Regions from separate parts of the Homo sapiens genome. Here region 1 is linked to region 2. A link is a contact called in ENCODE Hi-C data. All regions are on one chromosome and are shown on one strand. Each heading gives the region's core, a stretch centred on a gene start or an enhancer-like site at or near the end of the contact. The rest is flanking DNA. Distances are from core to core; before and after follow the strand shown.

What was found. Hi-C counts contacts between places; a loop is a spot of excess contacts on that map. Pooled maps may share reads with other maps.
Region 1: a map of posterior cingulate gyrus shows a loop between it and region 2 (2.8-fold over the local background). The contact joins two enhancer-like sites. A Hi-C loop is called at or near these places in 3 of 168 maps with a recorded cell type or tissue (dorsolateral prefrontal cortex, head of caudate nucleus and posterior cingulate gyrus) and 9 of 50 pooled maps.

Annotation. Positions count from the first base shown.
Region 1 is chr4:55,327,581-55,333,335 of GRCh38, reverse strand. No RefSeq gene overlaps it. Among named protein-coding and RNA genes, the nearest start is that of SRD5A3, 16 kb to the left of the region's middle. Within about 2 kb of position 2,940, at least 2 of the 41 ENCODE cell types and tissues checked have a DNase peak (open chromatin) inside an H3K27ac peak, as active enhancers do.
Region 2 is chr4:55,077,786-55,083,455 of GRCh38, reverse strand. It overlaps KDR (kinase insert domain receptor), which reads left to right. Exons shown (of 30, transcript NM_002253.4): 28 at 821-920; 29 at 1,415-1,500; 30 at 3,293-4,975. The coding sequence ends at 3,515. Among named protein-coding and RNA genes, the nearest start is that of KDR, 45 kb to the left of the region's middle. Within about 2 kb of position 3,584, at least 6 of the 41 ENCODE cell types and tissues checked have a DNase peak (open chromatin) inside an H3K27ac peak, as active enhancers do.

The sequences.
Region 1 (5,755 bases), core at 1,691-4,190, 250 kb before region 2:
CAAAACATGAACGTGATCTGTCTCTTTATTCTTTATTTTTCCTAGCAATATTTTTAAAATTTCAGTGTAGAACCCTTACACATTTTAAATTTATTTCTAGGTATTTGATGTTTATGACAAAGATATTTAATAATGTCATTTCCAACTCTTTGTAGGTTGTATGTAGAAAAACAATTGCTTTTTAAAATATTGACCTTGTGGATTGTGATCCTGCAAAATGTAGTTATTGGTTCTAAGAGGTTGTGACTACCTTATGATTTCTATATTTAGAATCATGTCATCTGTGAATAAGGGCTAAAACTGTCTTCCTTTACCATCTGAATGGCATTTATTTATTTTGATTGCCTTATGTACTGAGTGAAACTTCTAGTACAATGATGAATAGAAGTGATGAGAGCAGATATTCTTGCATTGTTCCTGATTTTAAGGGCAAAGCATTCAGTCTTTCATCATTAAGTATAATGTTAGCTGCAGGTTTTTCACAGATACCATTTATTAGGTTGAAGAAGTTTTTTTTTTTTATTTCGAGTTTGTTGATTTTTTTTTAATCATGAAAGATGCTGAATTTTATTATATACTTTGATGTGTTTATTGCGACAACCACATTGTTCCTTTCATTCTCTTAATGTGATTAATTTCATTGATTTACAGAAATTATACCAACCTGCATTCTTGGGATAAACCCCACTTGGTCATTATTTAATATACTTTTAAATATATTTTTGGGTTTGACTTGTTAATATTTTGATGAGGATTATTTGTATCTTTGCTTATGAGGAATATTGGTTTGAAGACTTATTTTCTCGTAATGTCCTTGTCAGGTTTTGGTACCAGGGTCATATGAGTTCATAAAACAAGCTGGGAATTGTTCCTTCTTGTTCTTGTCTTTGAAAGAGTTTATATATGAATAGCTTAATTTTTCATTAAATGCTAGTAGAATTTACCAGTGAGGCCACCTGAGCTTGAGGATGTTTTTGTAGGAAGGTTTTAAATTATGGATTCAATTTTAAAAAACAGATATAGGACTATTCACTTTTTGTTTTTGTATCAGTTTAGGAAAGTTGTGTTTTTTTCAAGCATTTTATCCATTTCTTCTAAGTTGTTAATATCTAGTTATACAGAATAATCTTGTATCCTTTTAAATGTCAGTAGAGATCTCAAGTTATGTCCCATTTTTCTTTTCTGACATTGATAATTTGTATTTTCTTTCTTACCAGTCTTGCTAGAGTTTTATAAAATTTTATTAATCTTTTCTGAGAACAAACTGTTGGATTTGTTGATTTTTTTCCCCTATTTATATTTGTCTTTGATTTCGTTGAATTTTTTTTTTTTTTTTTGCTCTGATTTGTATTCCCTTCTTTCTAATTTCTTGAGTGTAATCTGCCACTTTTTTCTGGCTTCTTTTTTTGAGACAGGAGCTCACTCTATCATACAGGTTGGAGTGCAGTGGTGTGATCATGGATCACTGTAACCTCCACCTCCCAGGCTCAAGTAATTCTCCCACCTCAGCCTCCTGAGTGGCTGGGACTACAGGTTTTTTGTGCTACCAGGCCTAGCTAATTAAAAAAAATTTTTTTGAGAGACAGGGTCTTCCTACGTTGCCCAGGCTGGTCTTGAACTCCTGGCCTCAAGCAGTTCTCCTGCCTTGGCCTCCCAAAGTGCTAGGATTACAGGAGTGAGCTACTTTACAAGGCCTCTAGCTTCTTGAGATGGAAGCTTAGATGATTGAAATAAAATATATTTTTTTCTAATGAGCATTTTAACTATTGTTTTTCCTCTAGGCATTGATTTAACTGCATCTCACAAATTTTGATAGAAAATTTATTATTATTATTATTATTATTATTATTATTATTTTGAGATGGAGTCTCACTCTGTCGCCCAGGCTGGAGTGCAGTGGCATGATCTTGGCTCACTGCAAGCTCCACCTTCTGGGTTCATGGCATTCTCCTGCCTCAGCTTCCCTGGTAGTTGAGACTACAGGTGTCCGCCACCACGCTTGGCTAATTTTTTTTTTGTATTTTTAGTAGATATGGGGTTTCACCATGTTAGCCAGGACAGTCTCAATCTTCTGGCCTCATGATCCGCCTGCCTTGGCCTCCCAAAGTGCTGGGATTATAGGCGTGAGCCACCGTGCCAGCCGAAAATTTTTTATTATTGTTTAGTTAAATAAAATTTACAATTTCCATTGTGACTTCCTCTCTCAATTTCCACCATTTTTGAATTCTTTAGTTATCTTTCTGTTACTGATTTCTAGTTCAATTACACTGGTCAATAAATATTTTTATATGATTTCAATGCTTTGAAATGTATTGAGACTTGCTTTATGTTCCAGAATGTGGTGTATTTTGTAAATATTTACATGTACTTGAAAAGAAAGTGTGTTCTATAATATTTGAGTATAGTATTTTGTAAATTTCAATGGAATCAAGTTGGTTAGTAGTACTCAAATATTTTATATCCTGTTAAAAGATCAACAGGTTTATATGCCTACTGCACAGTAACATACAAATACACTGAGACATCAGGGTTTGCAGCAGAGAGTTTAATGATCACAGGGTACTAAGTGAGGAGATAGGAGGAGACCCTCAAATTTATCTCCCCAAGGAGTTCTGGGCTGGAGATTTTAAGGGGACAATGAAGGGGAAGGGACTGCAAAATTGGTGTCATTGATTGGTTGGGGTAAGGGGGATGAAATCATCAGGATGTAGACACTGCATTCTTTGGAGAGTCACCTCCTTGTGGGGTCCTTCAGACCAGCTGATGTCAGTAGTTTCACCGGTATTCAGGACCTGAAACCATATCTCAAAAGGAAAACTTAATGTTGCATAATGTTTAATAAGTTTTGTTTATAGAGCAGTTAAAGAGAACTATAATCTAGGGCCTACATGAGTCTAAGACAATAGGCAGACAACTATGAGGAAGTGGGTCAGAGAGGAAGCTGATCTAATGATTAAATGCTAAATGTGTTGCAAGCTCGGTTTATTTTTGTTCCCGCCTCTCCCTTATTTCCTGATTTATTTTATAAAGTTCATAGGGACGGTTTTATCCTTACTGATATTCTTGTCTGCTTAGTCTACCATTTTCTAAGGGAGATATATTAATATATGCAATGATTATGGATTTGTCTGTCTTTCGTTTTATTTCTGTCAGTTTGCTTTGTGTATTTTGAAGCTATGTTATGAGGTGCATAAGCATTAAAGATCAATATCTTTAATATCTGTCTATTTAATTGAGTTATCTGTGTATCTGCTTCTAGTGTCTGTTTTTCCTTTGATTATAGGTCACAATTTTTTGTGCTTCACATTTCATACTTTTTCATTATATGTCAGACATTATGTATAAAAGGACCATAGAGATTGAAGTCAGTGTTTTCCCTCAGAGAGACTCCACCCTTTACTCTTACTCTTGTTGCACATAGAGCAACAGAATAGAAGTGACTGCCAATTTCCTAGGAAGGACTTCTCCCTCTCTGGAATTTAATTTCTCTAGATTTTGTTTCTGTAGTTTTTTCAGTGTCTTAAAATATGGTTTTTGTTTTTGCTTATGTTTTTCTCTTCTTCTTTTTTTTTTGAGATGGAGTCTCACCCTGTTGCCCAGGCTGGAGTGTAGTGGCGCAATCTTGGCTCACAGCAACCTCTGCCTCCCAGGTTCAAGCGATTCTTCTGCCTCAGCCTCCTGAGTAGCTGGGACTACAGGCACCTGCTACCATGCCTGGCTAATTTTTGTATTTTTAGTAGAGATGGGGTTTCACCATAAGGGCCAGGCTGGTCTCGAACTCCTGACCTCGTGATCCACCCACCTTGGCCTCCCAAAGTGCTGGGATTACAGGCATGAGCCACCGTGTCTGGCATGTTTTTTTCTATTTCTTTCTTACGGCAGGAGTGTTAACCTGCTGCTATCATCTATATCTTAAACCAATAATGCGTAGTTTATAAGATTTATCTGGAGCCTTCTGATTTAAAAAATGTATAAATATGAGTCAAAAAAAAAAAAACTCTATTCACTGGCAGAGGTAGATTTAAAAAATGGCTTGTCTGTAGAAGCTTGGACTTTGGGAAGGGGAAAAATATCAACCTGTCTGCTCTCTAGTTGTTTACCTCAGATCTAATTTCCTGGTTACCGGTTCTGTCATTAGTCATCTTTCTCAGGTGAGAAGGTAACATGAATATCAGTCTAAGCTTTTGATAGTTCTGTCTAGCACAAACAAATACCAAACCACTTGGAAAAGATGGTCAGAGAGAGAAAAAAAAAACTCACATTAAAGATGAGTTCCTAAAAAGGCACAGAACTCATGGGGAAGTGATATGCTATGAGTGATAAAAATCAAGAATACAGAACACTAAGAAACTGAGATAACTGAATGACAGTGGGAAAGAGTATAAAATAAATATGTTCAAAATGATCAAAGGCACACTAGCAGAATTTAAAACCCTAGCAAAGAATGCACTATTAAGAAAAGACCAAGCAGGTTTTATAGATCCAAATATAACTTCTTTTTTTGTTGTTTTTGAGACAGAGTCTCGCTCTGCCACCCAGGCTGAAGTGCTGTGGCGCGGTCTTGACTCACCTTCACTTCTTGACTACAGCCTTCACCTTCCAGGTTCAAGCAATTCTCCTGCCTCAGCCTCCTGAGTAGATGGAATTATGGGTGCCCACCACCGCACCCAGCTAATTTTGTATTTTTAGTAGAGACAGGGTTTCGCCATGTTGGCCAGGCTGGTCTCAAACTCCTGACCTCAGGTGATCTTCCCGTCCTGGGCCTCCCAAAGTGCTGGGATTACAGGCGTGAGCTACTGCGCCTGGCCTCAAATAGAACTTCCAAAAAAGAAATAGCTGGGCAAGGTGCTGTGGCTTATGCTTATAATCCTCACATGTTGGGAGGTCAAGATGGGAGGATCGCTTGAGGCCAGCAGTTTGAGACCAGCCTAGGCAAGATGGCGAGACCTTATCTCTACAAGAAGTTTAAAAATTAGCTGATTGCAGTGGTGCTTGCTTATAATCCTAGCTACTTGGGAGCCTGAGAAGGGAGGATTGCTTGAGCCCATAGTGCGGTATCTAATCCCAGTTTGGGTCTTAGCTATTGTGTGTTCAGATACGTTAAAGCCACTTTCGTAGTTTATTTTATGTCAGCTGGAGTTTTTTACAACTCAGGTGAGTTTTAGCTTTATTGGGGGGAGTTCCTGCGGTGAGTTATGATCATGCCAGTGCACTCCAGCCTGGGCGACAAAGTAAGAACACATCAGGAAAAAAAACAACAAAATTAGAAAGTAAAACATGAGTGGTGATTGAATAGCTAATTAGGGATACCTAGAGAACTAGCGCTCTAGAAGCTAAATCTTCTGGTAGATACCCAGAAAGCAGCAGAGATTAACAGAGATGGAAAATGAAAGAAGATAAGAAACATGGAGGAGAAAAGGGAGAGAGCCAAACAGTATGATGCCAGAAGAAAAAAAGAAAATGAAGAACAGGTAAAGTTTGAAAGGGTAATGTTTGAAAATTTCCAAATTGATAAAAAATGTGAATCTCAGCCGGGTGCGGTGGCTCACGCCTGTAATCCCAGCACTTTGGGAGGCTGAGGTGGGTAGATCATGAGGTCAGGAGTTCGAGACCAGCCTGGCCAACGCAGTGAAACCCCGTCTCTACTAAAAATACAAAAATTAGCTGGGCGCAGTGGTGGGCACCTGTAATCCCAGCTACTTGGGAGGCTGAGGCAGGAGAATTGCTTGAACCTGGGAGGCAGAGGTTGCAGTGA
Region 2 (5,670 bases), core at 2,335-4,834:
AAGAGGGCATTATTCTTCCTAAGAGCAATAAGCCCAACATTCTCTATGTCATTCATCTTCCCAACATCCCTGTGAGCTGGGGAGGGAGTGCTACTGCCAACACATCTTATAGATGGGACAAGAGGGTCACAGAAATATTCATGACTTTCTCAAGTTTCTGCAGTCAGTGGTAGACTCTGAAATAGGCAAAATATCTTGTTATTCTCAAACCACTGCTCTTTCCTGAGACAGCAACTCTGGGGGCGAAAACGAGGGGACAGTGAGACTCAGCCCACCTTCTCTTTGCACACCAAGCCTCTGTTACATGGAGGAGGAAGAGGTTGTCTTCAAATCACTGCTGGGTTCAGTATCCTTTAAGGAGACCTTCAGATGTTTCCTCTGCCTATCTTTCATTGAATGGTTGCTCTGTGAGCATTATCCAGAAAAACTTTCCCAGGAGATGGCCAGACAGATGTGAAACACTCAGTAATATATCCAGAGCTCGATGGAGGAATCCCATGCAATCAGGAAGCCAAGTAGAAGGCAGTTGATCACTCCATCTGCTGTTGTTGTCTTTAGTCCAGAACTGGACCTCAGAAGTAGGATTCAAAAGAACAGGCTCATCGAGACTCCTCAGTTATATTATACTTTTAAATGTACTTTCTCAGGAAATTAAGCCTTCCATGTGTGCTAGCAGAGAAAGATTTTTATTTTGTTTTGTTTTTCTAAAGGATGTTTTGAAGGTTGCTATTAAGTTTGTGGTTGAAAGATAATGAACTTAGGTAGCCGATCTGCAGTCAAATATACCACCACTAAAATATAAATATTTGTTCTTTTGCAGTCAGTATCTGCAGAACAGTAAGCGAAAGAGCCGGCCTGTGAGTGTAAAAACATTTGAAGATATCCCGTTAGAAGAACCAGAAGTAAAAGTAATCCCAGATGTAAGTACGTCTTTTAAAAATAGTCTTAGAAATAATACAAAGGATGAAACACTAGCTAGATAAATATTAGCCTAAGCATTAAAGTTTTGGAGCCTCATTAGAAGGCTGCCCTCGAGTGTGTGTATCATGGGGTCATTATGGAGATGGAACTTTGTTTTTTTCATAAGTAAAGCCCTTGGTCCAAGGTTCAAGACAGTGTAGCTTTCTGACCAATTTCACTAAAGTGCAAGTAGTGTCATAGTGAAGACAGCGATGGTAACAGGCATTCTCAGCTGCTGATTTGTAAATTTTCTCTTCTCCCTGGCCTGTGTCTACTCATAGGAAGCAGTTGCTTCCTTTTGTAGCTTGGACAATTTGTGGCTATGATACCTTTATGTTCTTCCACAGGACCTTATTTGATAGACATGATAGATGGGTTGAGAAATCAGCTTAATTAAATAGTTGGTCATTTTATATGCTCAATTAACTGTGCCATCTCATTGTCTCTTAAAAAGGACAACCAGACGGACAGTGGTATGGTTCTTGCCTCAGAAGAGCTGAAAACTTTGGAAGACAGAACCAAATTATCTCCATCTTTTGGGTAAGACTCAGCCATATTAAAAAGACAAATTTCAATAGGAATTTTTGGAAGGAACTTAGGACTTTCAGTGTAAGTGCAGAATTTTCCCTATGGGGTCTTTGTTGGTTGGAGAAATTAGCATCAATTTAACAAATAAAGAATGGAAACTAACCACACAATAAAATTAAGTGATAAATCTAAAAATAATCTGAAATAAATTAGAGAATTTGGTCAATTTTTATGAGAATTCATGAATACTAGGGAATTTCTGTGTATATTTACTGTGGTCAGTAATGGCTAAATGAAAAAGGTGATTGGATGTGATCCGTAAAGCTGTCAATATGATTACAATCTTTGTGGACTCTGAAGAATTTTTAAGTCTGTATACAAATGGGTGCATCTGTGCTTAAGAAGTATGATATATAAATAAGCCAATATCTATTTGTTTGAGACATTTAAATATTATTGTCTGAATTCGAAGTATTTCATTGTGAGAAAAGTATTAAAATTAGTTTTAAATATAATCTCCCTTCTATGGCTCAGTAGGAATTTGTAGGTGTCTTGAATACGTGTACGTTCTCTTAACATAACAAATCAATGAAAATCTATATTTATAAGAATAATAGAATAAGTGTAGTTATGTATTTGCTGGAGTTTATTTGCTAGAGTATTCTTACCTAAAGGTAAGAATAGAGGAGGTTTTGATCTGCTTATAATCTTTTATATAAAATGGGAATACTCATGGGTTTTTGAATAATGCTCATACCAAAAAGAAAACAAACAAAAAAAACCCCAACATATTAAAAGGTGCCATTGTGCTATTTTATTGTTTTCTTTAAGGCCCAAGGTAAGAAATTGTGAAAGTCAATGATATGTTTCATTCATTGATTCAAAAAATGTTTATTCGGCAAGTATCATGTGCAGAGCACCATGCCATTGCTTGAGACACCTACATTAGTTTTGTTGGGGTTGAATTGAAAGAAAAAATTGTATTTCTCATTATTTGAAGTAACTTTTAAACTATGTATAAACACGAGTTACTAAAATTCCCTTTTGCAGTTTTAACATGAAGAAGTTGGGGAAAACACCTATTACCGGGAAAAAACACCTTAGAATGGCTTGTGAAAGTGTAAATCCTGAAGTTTTAGATCAACACAGCCTGCATTTCTAGGCTTTGACATGATTACCGTCTGTCAGGATTCCATGCCATTGAAAACATTTTCTAGTTGCTGCTGAGTGACAGGGGTTCTCAGTCCTTCCAAGGAATGTGGTTTTGATGAGTAAAAAGCAGCGTTTGATATGTCTGGCTTGACTGCACACATGCTTCAAGTTATTAAAGTTTAAAGTTGCTCAAGAGCTTTATTACAACCATACACATGCCCCGTAATTCCCAAATTGCCACAATAGGAAAAGCACAAGTGAAATTTAAGAACATCCCAATTTCCTTGAATATCATGCAAGTGGCCCTTTGGCGCCTGTCACTGTATACAAATTTGTCAATCTGCGAGGCCATAAACATGTTCCATCAGTTGGGGCCTTTGCATAACTCGAGAGAACTGCCTTTCATCTCATTTGAGGCTTGAAAGACTTGGACCTGAGTAAGAGGACTTATCTGCAACTACTAATTCATGCGAGTACCTGAAAATAGACCTTGTCCCTGTAAACCTGCTATGCTGATTAACAACTGGGAGAGATACGGGGCTGCGGTCTCCAGGGAGATGGCAGCCATATGGAGTTGGGAATGGGGTGAGGGTAAAAAGCAAAAGAATTGTCTTCTCTCTGCCAACTCCTTTGTTTGCCATTTCTTCTGCAGTGGAATGGTGCCCAGCAAAAGCAGGGAGTCTGTGGCATCTGAAGGCTCAAACCAGACAAGCGGCTACCAGTCCGGATATCACTCCGATGACACAGACACCACCGTGTACTCCAGTGAGGAAGCAGAACTTTTAAAGCTGATAGAGATTGGAGTGCAAACCGGTAGCACAGCCCAGATTCTCCAGCCTGACTCGGGGACCACACTGAGCTCTCCTCCTGTTTAAAAGGAAGCATCCACACCCCCAACTCCTGGACATCACATGAGAGGTGCTGCTCAGATTTTCAAGTGTTGTTCTTTCCACCAGCAGGAAGTAGCCGCATTTGATTTTCATTTCGACAACAGAAAAAGGACCTCGGACTGCAGGGAGCCAGTCTTCTAGGCATATCCTGGAAGAGGCTTGTGACCCAAGAATGTGTCTGTGTCTTCTCCCAGTGTTGACCTGATCCTCTTTTTCATTCATTTAAAAAGCATTTATCATGCCCCCTGCTGCGGGTCTCACCATGGGTTTAGAACAAAGACGTTCAAGAAATGGCCCCATCCTCAAAGAAGTAGCAGTACCTGGGGAGCTGACACTTCTGTAAAACTAGAAGATAAACCAGGCAATGTAAGTGTTCGAGGTGTTGAAGATGGGAAGGATTTGCAGGGCTGAGTCTATCCAAGAGGCTTTGTTTAGGACGTGGGTCCCAAGCCAAGCCTTAAGTGTGGAATTCGGATTGATAGAAAGGAAGACTAACGTTACCTTGCTTTGGAGAGTACTGGAGCCTGCAAATGCATTGTGTTTGCTCTGGTGGAGGTGGGCATGGGGTCTGTTCTGAAATGTAAAGGGTTCAGACGGGGTTTCTGGTTTTAGAAGGTTGCGTGTTCTTCGAGTTGGGCTAAAGTAGAGTTCGTTGTGCTGTTTCTGACTCCTAATGAGAGTTCCTTCCAGACCGTTACGTGTCTCCTGGCCAAGCCCCAGGAAGGAAATGATGCAGCTCTGGCTCCTTGTCTCCCAGGCTGATCCTTTATTCAGAATACCACAAAGAAAGGACATTCAGCTCAAGGCTCCCTGCCGTGTTGAAGAGTTCTGACTGCACAAACCAGCTTCTGGTTTCTTCTGGAATGAATACCCTCATATCTGTCCTGATGTGATATGTCTGAGACTGAATGCGGGAGGTTCAATGTGAAGCTGTGTGTGGTGTCAAAGTTTCAGGAAGGATTTTACCCTTTTGTTCTTCCCCCTGTCCCCAACCCACTCTCACCCCGCAACCCATCAGTATTTTAGTTATTTGGCCTCTACTCCAGTAAACCTGATTGGGTTTGTTCACTCTCTGAATGATTATTAGCCAGACTTCAAAATTATTTTATAGCCCAAATTATAACATCTATTGTATTATTTAGACTTTTAACATATAGAGCTATTTCTACTGATTTTTGCCCTTGTTCTGTCCTTTTTTTCAAAAAAGAAAATGTGTTTTTTGTTTGGTACCATAGTGTGAAATGCTGGGAACAATGACTATAAGACATGCTATGGCACATATATTTATAGTCTGTTTATGTAGAAACAAATGTAATATATTAAAGCCTTATATATAATGAACTTTGTACTATTCACATTTTGTATCAGTATTATGTAGCATAACAAAGGTCATAATGCTTTCAGCAATTGATGTCATTTTATTAAAGAACATTGAAAAACTTGAAGGAATCCCTTTGCAAGGTTGCATTACTGTACCCATCATTTCTAAAATGGAAGAGGGGGTGGCTGGGCACAGTGGCCGACACCTAAAAACCCAGCACTTTGGGGGGCCAAGGTGGGAGGATCGCTTGAGCCCAGGAGTTCAAGACCAGTCTGGCCAACATGGTCAGATTCCATCTCAAAGAAAAAAGGTAAAAATAAAATAAAATGGAGAAGAAGGAATCAGACATAATTTCCATGTGGTTGTTTTACATTTTTACTGGTTTTCTTACTCTTCTTATAAGGGATATTTTCATAAACTGATTATATATTTTACAAACCAATAAATGTATTTGTAGTACAAAGTATGAGGGTATAATATCACCACAACTATTTTGAGGATAAGTATGTCTGGTTTAAAGTTTAACTGCTTCTTCCCTCTTCTTCTTCATTACAAAGAATTCACACACACACACACACACACACACACACACACACACACGCCACGCATACACCCCCCAACACCCACACCTCCTCCCAGCCCCCCCACACCCACACATCCAACCCCCCATACTCACACTCACACCCCCTCACAGTCACACCCACCCCCACACACCTACACACCCACCAGCACACACATACCCACACACAGATCCACCCACACACCCACACCCACCCACATACACACACCCCCCCACATGCACACCCCCACACACACCCA